2 separate regions of the Homo sapiens genome follow, and region 2 is linked to region 1. A link is an interaction called in ENCODE POLR2A ChIA-PET data of the cell type or tissue named here. Cell type or tissue: OCI-LY7. All regions are shown on one strand. Each heading gives the region's core, and the rest is flanking DNA. Links, peaks and the distances in the headings are about the cores only.

Evidence for each region. Peaks named below come from ENCODE experiments on the same cell type or tissue, not always from the same donor. Only the 100,000 strongest peaks of a DNase experiment are listed, where the experiment ranks them.
Region 2: POLR2A ChIA-PET joins it to region 1 with 5 read pairs; 4 of 35 experiments call an interaction of 5 or more read pairs at or near these places.

What each region holds. Positions count from the first base shown.
Region 1 is chr7:47,711,770-47,717,148 of GRCh38, forward strand. No RefSeq gene overlaps it. Among named protein-coding and RNA genes, the nearest start is that of LINC00525, 47 kb to the right of the region's middle. RefSeq lists enhancers at 3,430-3,509, 4,062-4,356 and a silencer at 4,062-4,356. In OCI-LY7, for the core only: no CTCF peak of the experiment used is centred there; DNase peaks (open chromatin) are centred at 2,512, 3,232 and 3,642; H3K4me3 peaks cover 1,591 bases; H3K27ac peaks cover 3,695 bases.
Region 2 is chr7:47,644,385-47,649,763 of GRCh38, forward strand. No RefSeq gene overlaps it. Among named protein-coding and RNA genes, the nearest start is that of LINC02902, 8.2 kb to the right of the region's middle. In OCI-LY7, for the core only: no CTCF peak of the experiment used is centred there; a DNase peak (open chromatin) is centred at 3,107; H3K27ac peaks cover 900 bases.

The DNA of each region.
Region 1 (5,379 bases), core at 322-5,321:
AATCTGGATGGCGTGAATTTCCAGCTGAAAGAAGGCCAGGAGCAACAGGTGTAGAAGTGAGGAGAAGGAGGATGAAGAAAATCACACTGAGTGTGGAGTCAGGGTTGGGCCCTGCAGGTGAGAGCCTGTCGCATCCTCACAGCCCCTTCCGTGATCCTAGCCCACAGGCTGACGGCGGGGTGCTGCACGGCATGGTGGGTGTGAATGAGGCTCTTCGCAAGGTCTATTGCCCAAGCAGTCCTCTTACGAAAGTAACTGGTACTATCTTCCGTGCCTCGGTTTCCCCCACTGTAAAAAGGGCATGCTAATAGCAATCTCCCTCAGAGGTTTCTGTGAGGATTCCACATGCAGCAGAAGCTGTGCTCTTGTTAGATTTCAGCAATGATCATGACTGGCGCAGAGTCGTTGAGGAAGGAGCCTTTGACTTGGTGTACTTGTGTGGGCTTCCATCTAAATGGGTTAAAAAACCCAACCCCCACCCCCACCCCGACCTGACATTTACAACAGCAGTCCATCAGCTCTTCAGGAAGGTGATCTTTCCATGGGCTCTTAACAGGTAAGATTTCACTGCAATAGTCCTAAAATTTTAAAATCTGCTTGCGTTTTTTTTTTTTTAAGTGAGCTATTTGGGGCAGCTAAATACTATCTTTGAGTCACTTTTTCCCATGACAGTCCCGTTCACGGGTCCATTCATTTGACACCAACAAGTCAGAAATGAAATAGGAATATCTGTAACCTATCACCTAGGGATTCACGTCAATATCACATGCAGGTAATTACATTGAAAATTGAGCTTGAGGCATCACAGTTGTCTTCATAAGCATAAAAGCCATAAACGCATTAGGCGACAAGCACTGCGCGCATACTCAGCCCCCCGCGCTCTCTGCTGCTTCTCGGCGCTTCAAGTTGACCTCTCCTGGGAGCAGGACCTTCCAAATGGAGGACTAAGGAAAGAATGTGAGAAGGGCTGGAAAGAGCTGTATTCTAAAATATCTATAAAGTGCCTTGAAAATTGCCAGGAGACATTGCTTGGGAAACCCTGACTTCAATTATGTCCCTACACTTCATAGCAGCTTGACTGCAAACTATCTTGGCTAAATTAAAACCTTCAAAGGAAATTCCTTAAAGTAAACATAAAAAGGTCATCTTTAAATGCACAAGAACTAAAATATTTGAGGTTTAGGAGCCCCAAAGTAGATGATACATCGTATATTGTCAATAGCCCATGGGACGTTTTATTTTAAAAACGCTTCCACTTCAACTTCAAGGGGTACGGGTACAAAGTAGGTAACCTGATAATTCCAAAAAATCCAAAAAGAAAGAAAAAATTTCCCCGTCAACAGCGATCACAGAAGTTCTATTTGAAACACTTAAAAAGATTAATTTAACAATCTTAAAATAACTCATCTAATACTGGTGGTAGTGTGAAGTAGTTATCCTCATGAGTTGCTCACACTGCAATTTGTAGGAGGCATTTTAGAATGCATGTGGCAATATCTGTCCCAAACTATATTTTATTTTCCCTGGCCCAGGAATCAAAATTCTTTTTTTTTTTTTTGAGACGGAGTCTCGCTCTGTCACCCAAGCTGGAGTGCAGTGGCGGGATCTCAGCTCACTGCAAGCTCCGCCTCCTGGGTTCATGTCATTCTCCTGCCTCAGCCTCCTGAGTAGCTGGGACTACAGGCACCCGCTACCACGCTTGGCTAATTTTTTTTTTTTGTATTTTTAGTAGAGACAGAGTTTCACCGTGTTAGCCAGGATGATCTCGATCTCCTGACCTTGTGATCCGCCCTCCTCGGCCTCCCAAAGTGCTGAGATTACAGGCGTGAGGCACCGCGCCTGGCCAGGAATCAAAATTCTAAGAGTCTATCCTAAGGAAATATTTCAAAAGAGGGAACACTTTAGAAGCAGCATAATTCTCCTTGTAGTATTTTATGCTTGAGGAAGAAGACAATCACCTGTAGTAGGGGTTGGCAAACTATGTCCCACAGGCCAAACTGGCCTTCCGGCTGTTTTAGTGAATAAAGTTTTATTAAAACACAGCCACGTTTGGTGGCTCGTTTATGTTTTGTTTTCACACAATCACAGCAGAATCGAGCAGCTGGAACAGAGGCCATGTGGCTCCTAAAGCTGAAAAATATTTACTACCTGGCCTCTTTTGTGGTACTGAGCTTTGAATCCTGAATTATGATATCACTCTATTCATCAAGTTATTCTCTTTATAGCCTTCTGTAAATCTTAAATTTAATCCTAGATATTTCAGATTTTTTTTGCTGTTGTGAGTAGAATACTTATTAAAAATGATATTCTCTTGCTAATATTGAAAAAGCTTTTGATTTCTAAATATTTATATTATAACCGACCACACTCTGAATTCTCTTATTTCATCAATTAAGCTTTACTTGATTCTCTTGATTTTTTTTTTTTTTTTTGAGATGGAGTCTCGCTCTGTTGCCCAGGCTGGAGTGTAGTGACATGATCTCAGGTCATTGCAAGCTCTACCTCCCGGTTTCACGCCGTGCTCCTGCCTCAGCCTCCCGAGTAGCTGAGACTACAAGCGCCCGCCACCACGCTTGGCTAATTTTTTTGTATTTTTAGTAGAGACAGGGTTTTACTGTGTTAGCCAGGATGGTCTCAATCTCCTGACCTCGTGATCCACCTGCCTAGGCCTCCCAAAATGCGGGGATTACAGGCGTGAGCCACTGCGCCCAGCATCTCTTAAGATTTTGTGTAGATATTTTAAATTAGTTTTAAATAATTAGTTTGTAATAATTTTAATTAGTTTATCTGGAAGTAATAAACTAATAGTTTACCCCCTCACTTCCAGTATTTTTCTTTCATCTTCTTATCGTACTGAATCACTTGCTATTTCTAGGTCAGTGTTAGATACCAATAGTGAAGATGAGTACCATTCTGCTAATTTTGAAATAGCCTTGACCTAGTTACTCAGAAGTCAGGAGCCTGAAGCTAGCCCTGAAAATCCTGATTGCAAAGAGTTTTATATTCCCCTGAAGAAATTCCTCCTGATCAGCTCACTCCACACAAGGCAGCTGCACACAGAGCAACTGAGACATCCATGCTCTGAGCAGAGTTCCGGGTCAGCCCTACCTGGGCCACTGGGGAGGAAGCCATGAATTCTTTCTGCTCTCTGATCACTGGGATGTTGGTTCCAATGCTTAAGATTTCCCCCCCAGGCACATAAAGACAGGTGTGAGGAATACAAATTTCAGAAGCTAAATAAACCAAATAAAACATTTTAGTCAAAATATGAGGTAAGCACCCACAGTACGGAGGGTGAAAACATCTGTGCTTTGATAGACAGGTTCTGTTTCTGTCCTATCTCCTAAAATCTCAGTGACACTGGCACGCCTTCTCTGAGTCTCAGTTCTCTCAACTGTAAAATGAGAAATAATACCTAAACTCTAGAGTTCTTGCAAGAATTAGAAATAATTCGTAAGTATGGTTTGTAGGAGATATTGAATATATAATTAGTAAGTATCACATGTAGGAAATATTGAATAAATCCTCATAAAACAGCAGCAATAACCATCAAAACTTTCTCGGCAATTTGAGGAAGTTCCATTGGGTGCTGAAAACACAACTGTCCTTTGAACACAAGGATTGACTGTGGGGGAGATGCTGTGGTCTTGGATGGTTGTCATTTGCATAGTTTCTCTTTCAGGTTTCTTTCCTTCCAGCCATGCAGACCAACATCCAATATGATCACAGCAGATGCAATCTCAGTCTTTACTTAAAGTAAGCTTCCTTTGCTACAGAAAGGCCTAATCTTTTCCATTCATTTTTTGTGGACCACCACAGTGCGACACCCCCACCCCAACCCAAGTAGGCACATGACAATTGTGAAGTAACCAGAGGTCATTGGTTGTGACCCGCGGGTAGCCATTTTGACCCATGAAGGCCCTGCGTGGGGCAGGGCAGGTTACATGTCAACATATACTTCTGGAAAGTGCTTGATCATATGTTCAACTAAGAAACCATTGGCACCTCCTCTCATCCCATGCCTAAGTCCTTTCCTCAGCATGCTCTGTTAGGGAGACCCCACCTATTTTGTCTCTGCCTAACAATCATACATGGGGGCCTAATGTCCCTGGTGTTACAGATTAATGTACAACATTGTCACCCCTGCTAAAGAAGGACTCGCTGGGCTTCCCATCTGTAAACAAGAAGGCAGGGCTTGCATGCATGAAACACAAGGACCCTGGACTTGGTGCAAAGGGCTCTGACTTGGTGCCCGGCTCTCCAGCTGGATCTAGGCCTGTCCTTTAATTTTCATGTCTCAGATGTCTAACCCGAAAAAGGGGAGAGAATTCCAATCATTACTCTGTGTGGAAAAAGTAAAGCGTCTCTTTTTTGATGGGATCTTTATCCATTAATAATTTAGTTGGACTAAATTATTTACATTTAACTTGTTAAAGGTCTATTTATTTATATATTTTTAAATTTTTATTTATTTATTTTTTTGAGATGGAGTTTCTCTCTTGCTGGAGTGCAATGGTGCGATCTGGGCTCACTGCAACCTCTGCCTCCCGAGTTCAAACGATTCTCCTGCCTCAGCCTCATAAGTAACTGGGATTACAGGCACCTGACACGAAGTCCGGCTAATTTTTGTATTTTTAGTAGAGCCGGGGTTTCGCCATGTTGGCCAGGCTGGTCTTGAACTCCTGACCTCAGATGATCTGCCTGCCTCGGCCTCCCAAAGTGCTGGGATTACAGACGTGAGCCACCGCTCCTGGCCCTATTTATTTTTTTAACCTAATGACCTAATAGCACTTAATAAATAAATTTATTGTCTATTGATGATTCCTAATACATAAGCCATTAAAATCCATCCTGGAAGAATGCCAAATATTATTCCGAATTAAAATAGAAAGTAAGAAATATCGGGGTTTGGTGCAGTGGCTCATGCCTGTAATCCCAGCACTTTGGGAGGCTGAGGCAGGTGGATCATGATGTCAGGAGTTTGAGACCAGCCTGGTTAACATGGTGAGACCCGGTCTCTACTAAAGATACCAAAAATTAGCCAGGCATGGTGGCGTGCACCTGTAATCCCAGCTACTCGGGAGGCTGAGGCAGGAGAATCGCTTGAACCCAAGAGGCGGAGATTGCAGTGAGAGGAGATTGCTCCATTGCACTCCAGCCTGGGCGACAGGGCGAGACTCCATATTAAAAAACAAAAACAAAACAAAACAAAACAAATATCAAGCTTTGTAAAAGTGAAAAAAATCCTTGCAACTATTCACAGTTTGTCATATGTGTAGGGGATAAGTATTGAAGTGGGCAAAATATTTTCTCTCCCTTTATTTAATCATCACAATTACTCTACAAGGCAAAAGCAATTAGAACAGTGTCTGGGCCAGA
Region 2 (5,379 bases), core at 265-5,264, 67 kb before region 1:
GAGCAGACTCCACTACTGCACTCCAGCCTGGGTGACAGAGCAAGATTCCATTAGAAAGAAAGAGGAAAGAAAGAAAGAAAGAGAGAAAGAAAGAAACAAAGGAGGGAAAGGAGGGAAAGAAAGGAAAGAAAGAAGAAAATATAGGCCAGGTGCAGTGGTTCACACCTGTAATCCCAGCACTTTGGGAGGCCGAGGTGGGTGGATCACAAGGTCAGGAGATGGAGACCATCCTGGCTAACACAGTGAAACCCTGTATCTACTAAAAATACAAAAAAATTAGCCAGGTGTGGTGGTGGGCGCCTGTAGTCCCAGCTACTCAGGAGGCTGAGGCAGGAGAATGGCGTGAACCTGGGAGGCGGAGCTTGCAGTGAGCTGAGATGGTGCCACTGCACTCCAGCCTGGGAAACAGAGCGAGACTCCGTCTCAAAAAAAAAAAAAAGAAAAGAAAAGAAAATATAATGCTAGTGTTTCTTCAGGGATGATCTTTTGGACACTTTATTTTCTTCTATTGAACAGATGTTTTCTTGTTTCTTTGCAGGTTTTTTGATTTTTTAAATTGGGCATTCTTAAAAAGTGCCATTTCTCCCAGTCTTTCCAGACTTAGAAAGCCTTCACTAACCAACAACACAAGTTCTATACTTTGGAACCCTCTCAGGGTGAAGGCATAAGGTCCTCTCAGGCCTTTTATGGGCGTGCATCTGCCCTGGGCTTGTGTGTGCTTTTCTCCCCCAATTCCCCCCATTTACTGGCTGCTTTTGAATGTCTTAATTTCCCAAAGAGTCTCACCCCAGCTTCTTTCCAGGGCCTTAGATATCCTATTGTTTTCCTCTGTCTATAACTCCCCCATTCCCATGCATCTACCAGTGTGTAGTCCCATTCCAGCTTTCATGAGCAGTGCCTGCTGCTTCCTGTGGCTCTTCCCAGCCTGTTGTCTAAGTGATTCCACTTTTCTCTGTCTGAGCTCTGAGTTAGGTGAAACACAGACCAGTCCTTCAGGCAACATCTAACATATGTTAGATCATTGCAAATAACATTTTCTCTGCTCCCTCCAGGTTGAAAGATAAAACTGGGAGCTGGTCTGTGGTTCTCTTCACCCATGCCATGCAGGGCAGGGGATAGAGTAAGGGGGGCATGTAAAAATGCCACAAAATTTTCTACTCTTTTGAATGTGGCTTTTTCTTGACTGGACATTTGCTTGGTTGCTGAAGACCTTTGGATGTTTCCCAGAGCTCCTATAAAGTCATTTTATTTTATTTATTTATTTATTTTTGAGACGGAGTTTCACTCTTGTTGCCCAGGCTGGAGTGGAATGGCATGATCTTGGCTCACCGCAAACTCCGTCTCCCGGGTTCAAGCGATTTTCCTGCCTGGGCCTCCCGAGTAGCTGGGATTACAGGCATGCATCACCATGCCCGGCTAATTTTGTATTTTTAGTAGAGAAGGGGTTTCTCCATGTTGGTCAGGCTGGTCTTGAACTCCCGACCTCAGGAAATCTGCCCGCCTTGGCCTCCCAAAGTGCTGGGATTACAGGCTTGAGCCACTGCACCCGGCCTATAAAGTCATTTTAATCAGTCTCTAGATGTTCTTTTCATGTTTGAACGTGAGAACAGGGCCTGGAGTTACCTAGTCTGCCATCTTGCTGACCTCACTCTCTGCTTATGCCTGTTTGAAGTTTTGTTTATATTGTTGTAACCTTAAAGAGTCTTGATGAATACTCTCATTATTTAGGTGATAAAACTCAGAGGTTATAGTGTTTAACGTACACAGCTTAAAAAGTGGATAACTCAGGGACTCAAGCCCAAGACGTCTAAGTCTTCCTCTCTGCGTCCTCTAAAGCAGTGTTTCCAAACTTGGCATTCACACAAATGGCCTGGAGATCTCATTAAAATGCAGATTCTGGCCGGGCGCGGTGGCTCATGCCTGTAATCCCAGCACTTTGGGGGGCTGAAGCAGGTGGATCACCTGAGGTCAGGAGTTCGAGACCAGCCTGACTAACATGGTGAAACCCTGTTTCTACTAAAAAAAAATACAAAAACTAGCTGGGCGTAGTGGCGCCTGTAATCCCAGCTACTCAGGAGGCTGAGGCAGGAGAATCACTTGAAACCAGGAGGCGGAGGTTGTGGTGAGCCGAGATCACACCATTCCACTTCAGCCTGGGTGACAGAGTGAGACTCTGTCTCAAAAATAATAATAAAAAAAAATGAAATGCAGATTCTCTGGTCTAGGGTGGGACCAGAGGTGCTGAATTTCTCACAAGAACCAAAGCGAAGCTGAGGTTGATGGTCTGTAGCCCACAACTTGAGTGCTGGAGAAAATGACAGCCTTAAGACAAGGAAGCAACCAGCTCAAAATGATCTCCTGTCAGTGTCTTCTGGATGTGTAGTTACATACTAGTTTTCCTGTCTTATAGGATTGAGATGTAGAGAAAACTTGATCTAGCAAGGAAGATAAAAAGACTCATAGTGGCACAGGATTTCTAGGCTTTCTTTTCCAGTAATGAAGGTGGCCTGAGTTCAAACGTAAATCCTGGACTTTCCCAAGTCATTCCAAAACTCCAGGCAAAGCTTTGGAATCCCAGAGCACCCCCTCATTAGGAGGGATTTAAGTGGCTTGTACTTTGAAAAGCAAACACTGGAGCCTCTACTCCACACCTGCCTTGCTCAGCTCCCTGAAGGCAGCTGAGCTAAAGTGACTATTGAAGAAGGGTCTCTCCCATGCAATAAGCTCACCAGAGAAGGACAAGGCCTCCCAAAGGAATATATATCCATCTGTAGGTCAATCAGAAAGACAAGGCCTCCCAAACGAATATATATCCATATGTAGGTCAATCAGTCAAGCAAGACTAAAGAAGTACCATGGGGTGAAAGCCACTATAGTCAGTACTGGGAGCTTTCTGCTCCCCTCTGGGGCCATCACTGTACTTCTCTGAGTCAGTGAGCCCAGGATAGTGCATCTGGGCTGTGTTTGTTTCAAGAGTGTGAGAAAATGAGGTTGGAGCAAGGGCCAGGTGAGACTGGGGCAGGGCTGCCAGCTGCCTGCTGAGTCCAGTGCTGCTTTTCTTCTGTGTAGCTGCAGGCCTGCTGATGCAGCAGCGTGGCCCTTGTATGCTCACAGAGCAGGAAGTCACCAAACACAGAGCAAGGGGTCCCTGGGCTGCAGGCTCTGCCAATGTGGTTTCGATTCACTCAAATGTTAAAACATTCTTCCTGTTGATCAGCTAAGTTTGTGGACTGTGCAAAAGGAGTTCGTAACGAGGGCAAGGGATACCAGGAAAGCAGTTGTCATTTCTGCCTTTCTTTCCTGGTTTAGGACCAGGGAACAACAGCAAACAGAAGGGCATGGCCCCATATGACAGAACGAGCCCTGCTGCTTCCTACTGAGGGGCTCCGGGAGGATTCTCCACCCTCCTAGCTCTGCTTTTTCTCATCAGACACTGCGCTCATCAGCAGTGCTCTGCCTGAGTAGACACTTCGTTATCTAGAGGACTTTGGAAATAGGGTGTTAAGACATTTTTGTTAAAGACAAACACCATGTGGGGTGTAAGATTCCAGGTCATGGTCATGTGAGTGTCCATGCCTAACTTGAGTGAACATTAGCTTATGAGAGGGTCTCAGGGCCAGATTCATCTATTGACTTAATAACAGTTGAAGCGAAGGGACATTGATTCAATTATTAATTACTTCACCCTTGACTTAGCATGCGCTATGTTGTCAGCTCTGTGCAAGACACTCAGAGCCCAGAAAACCCAAGTGAAACAAACAAAATAAAAACCCCATCCCTGCTCTGGAAGAGCTCCTAGCCTGGACTATAAACCTGTCTTCATTTCCAGAGACAGCCTTCCTTTCAGGGCCTATGTATGATTGATTTTTTTTATTCCTGCCTTCTGTATTTCATGATCAAAAAACCCTGAAGAATTGTCCTTTTTCTCATGATCAAGAGAGAAGCTGCTCCCTGGCAAGTGGTATCATTCCTTCCCCTGACCCCAGGGAACGTGTTCTAGGGAGTGAAGGAGAGGGGACGGGAGGAGAAGGGATGTACTGTTCAGGTTAATGTCCATTGGCCAGACTGTTTGAGTCTCTAAAATGTTGTTCATTCCACTAAAGTTTCATAAATAGAGAGTCCCAGTAGGCTCTGTGCACATCCTCTAGACAATACCGCACGAAGAAAGAGTAGCTGGTGTGCTTCTGGATTATGAAACAGCAAAACACAAAACAAAACAAAAAAAACAAACAAACACTGAAAACAGAAATGACTACAAATCCATACTTTCCCAGGCAGATCCGTGGAGACCAGAGTTATGGGAAAGCCTCCCAGACATGCTGGGAGGGACTCTCAGTCCCTTCCCTCCCTTTACCCAAGACGGATGTGTGGGTTTAATGTTTCAGTAAGATTTCATCAAACCAAACCACAGGAGATAGATGGGTTTCCATTCCAAGGTTTCTCCTTTATTTTTGTTGAGAAAGTTATACGGAAGTTTAAAAAATATATGTGTCCATATCAGAAGATTGTCACCCAATTCAGAAATAGATTTAGGGTGGCTTGAGATGGTGAGACATTTGGGTTTGGAAAGAAATTGATAAATTATCCACTTCTTTTACCACCCCAGGAAAATAGAAACAGAAAATTATCCAGGCAGGACAGAGAAAACTTTTTGAAATGCTGACTTGAGGGTCCAGCATAAAATATTCTATGTAGTGATTGTTGTTAATCTCTCGGGGTTTTTGCTCCTCTGAAAAGTCAAAAGAAAGGCCTCCCATGCACTCCCTTACCAACAGCCTTCAGTGGTTCCCAAGGGTCTCTCCTGCTGAAAGCCCATAATAGCCCTTGAGAATTATTGAGGAGTATGTTAAAAAAAGATTCTGGGGCCAGGCACAGTGGCTCACGCCTGTAATTCCAGCACTTTAGGAGGCTGAGACGGGAGGATCACGTGAGCCAGGAGTTTGAGACCAGCCTGGGCAACATCTCTACAAAAAAAATACAAAAATTAGCCTAGCATGGTGGCACATCTGTAGTCCTAGCTACAGGGAGGCAGGAGGCTGAGGTGAGAGGATCCCTTGAACCTGGGAGGTCCAGGTTGGAGTGAGCCATGATCACGCTGCAATGGAGTGGAGTGGAACACCACTCAGTCCAGCCTGGGCCACAGAACAAGACCTTGTCTCAAACAAACAAATAAACAAACAAAAAACCCCCAAAACAGATCTGGGCATTGAACCTGGACCCTCTGTATTGCAGTTGCTGAGAGTGGAGCACAGTATTGTGCATTTTTAAGTGGTTCTCCTAAGGTGGCTGTCTCAGTCTAAAAACCTTTAGAACTTTGGGTGTGAATGGTCTCTAGGTGAGTTTGTCTCCTGGTGGGTTTGGTGAGGTGGCTGGGCTACA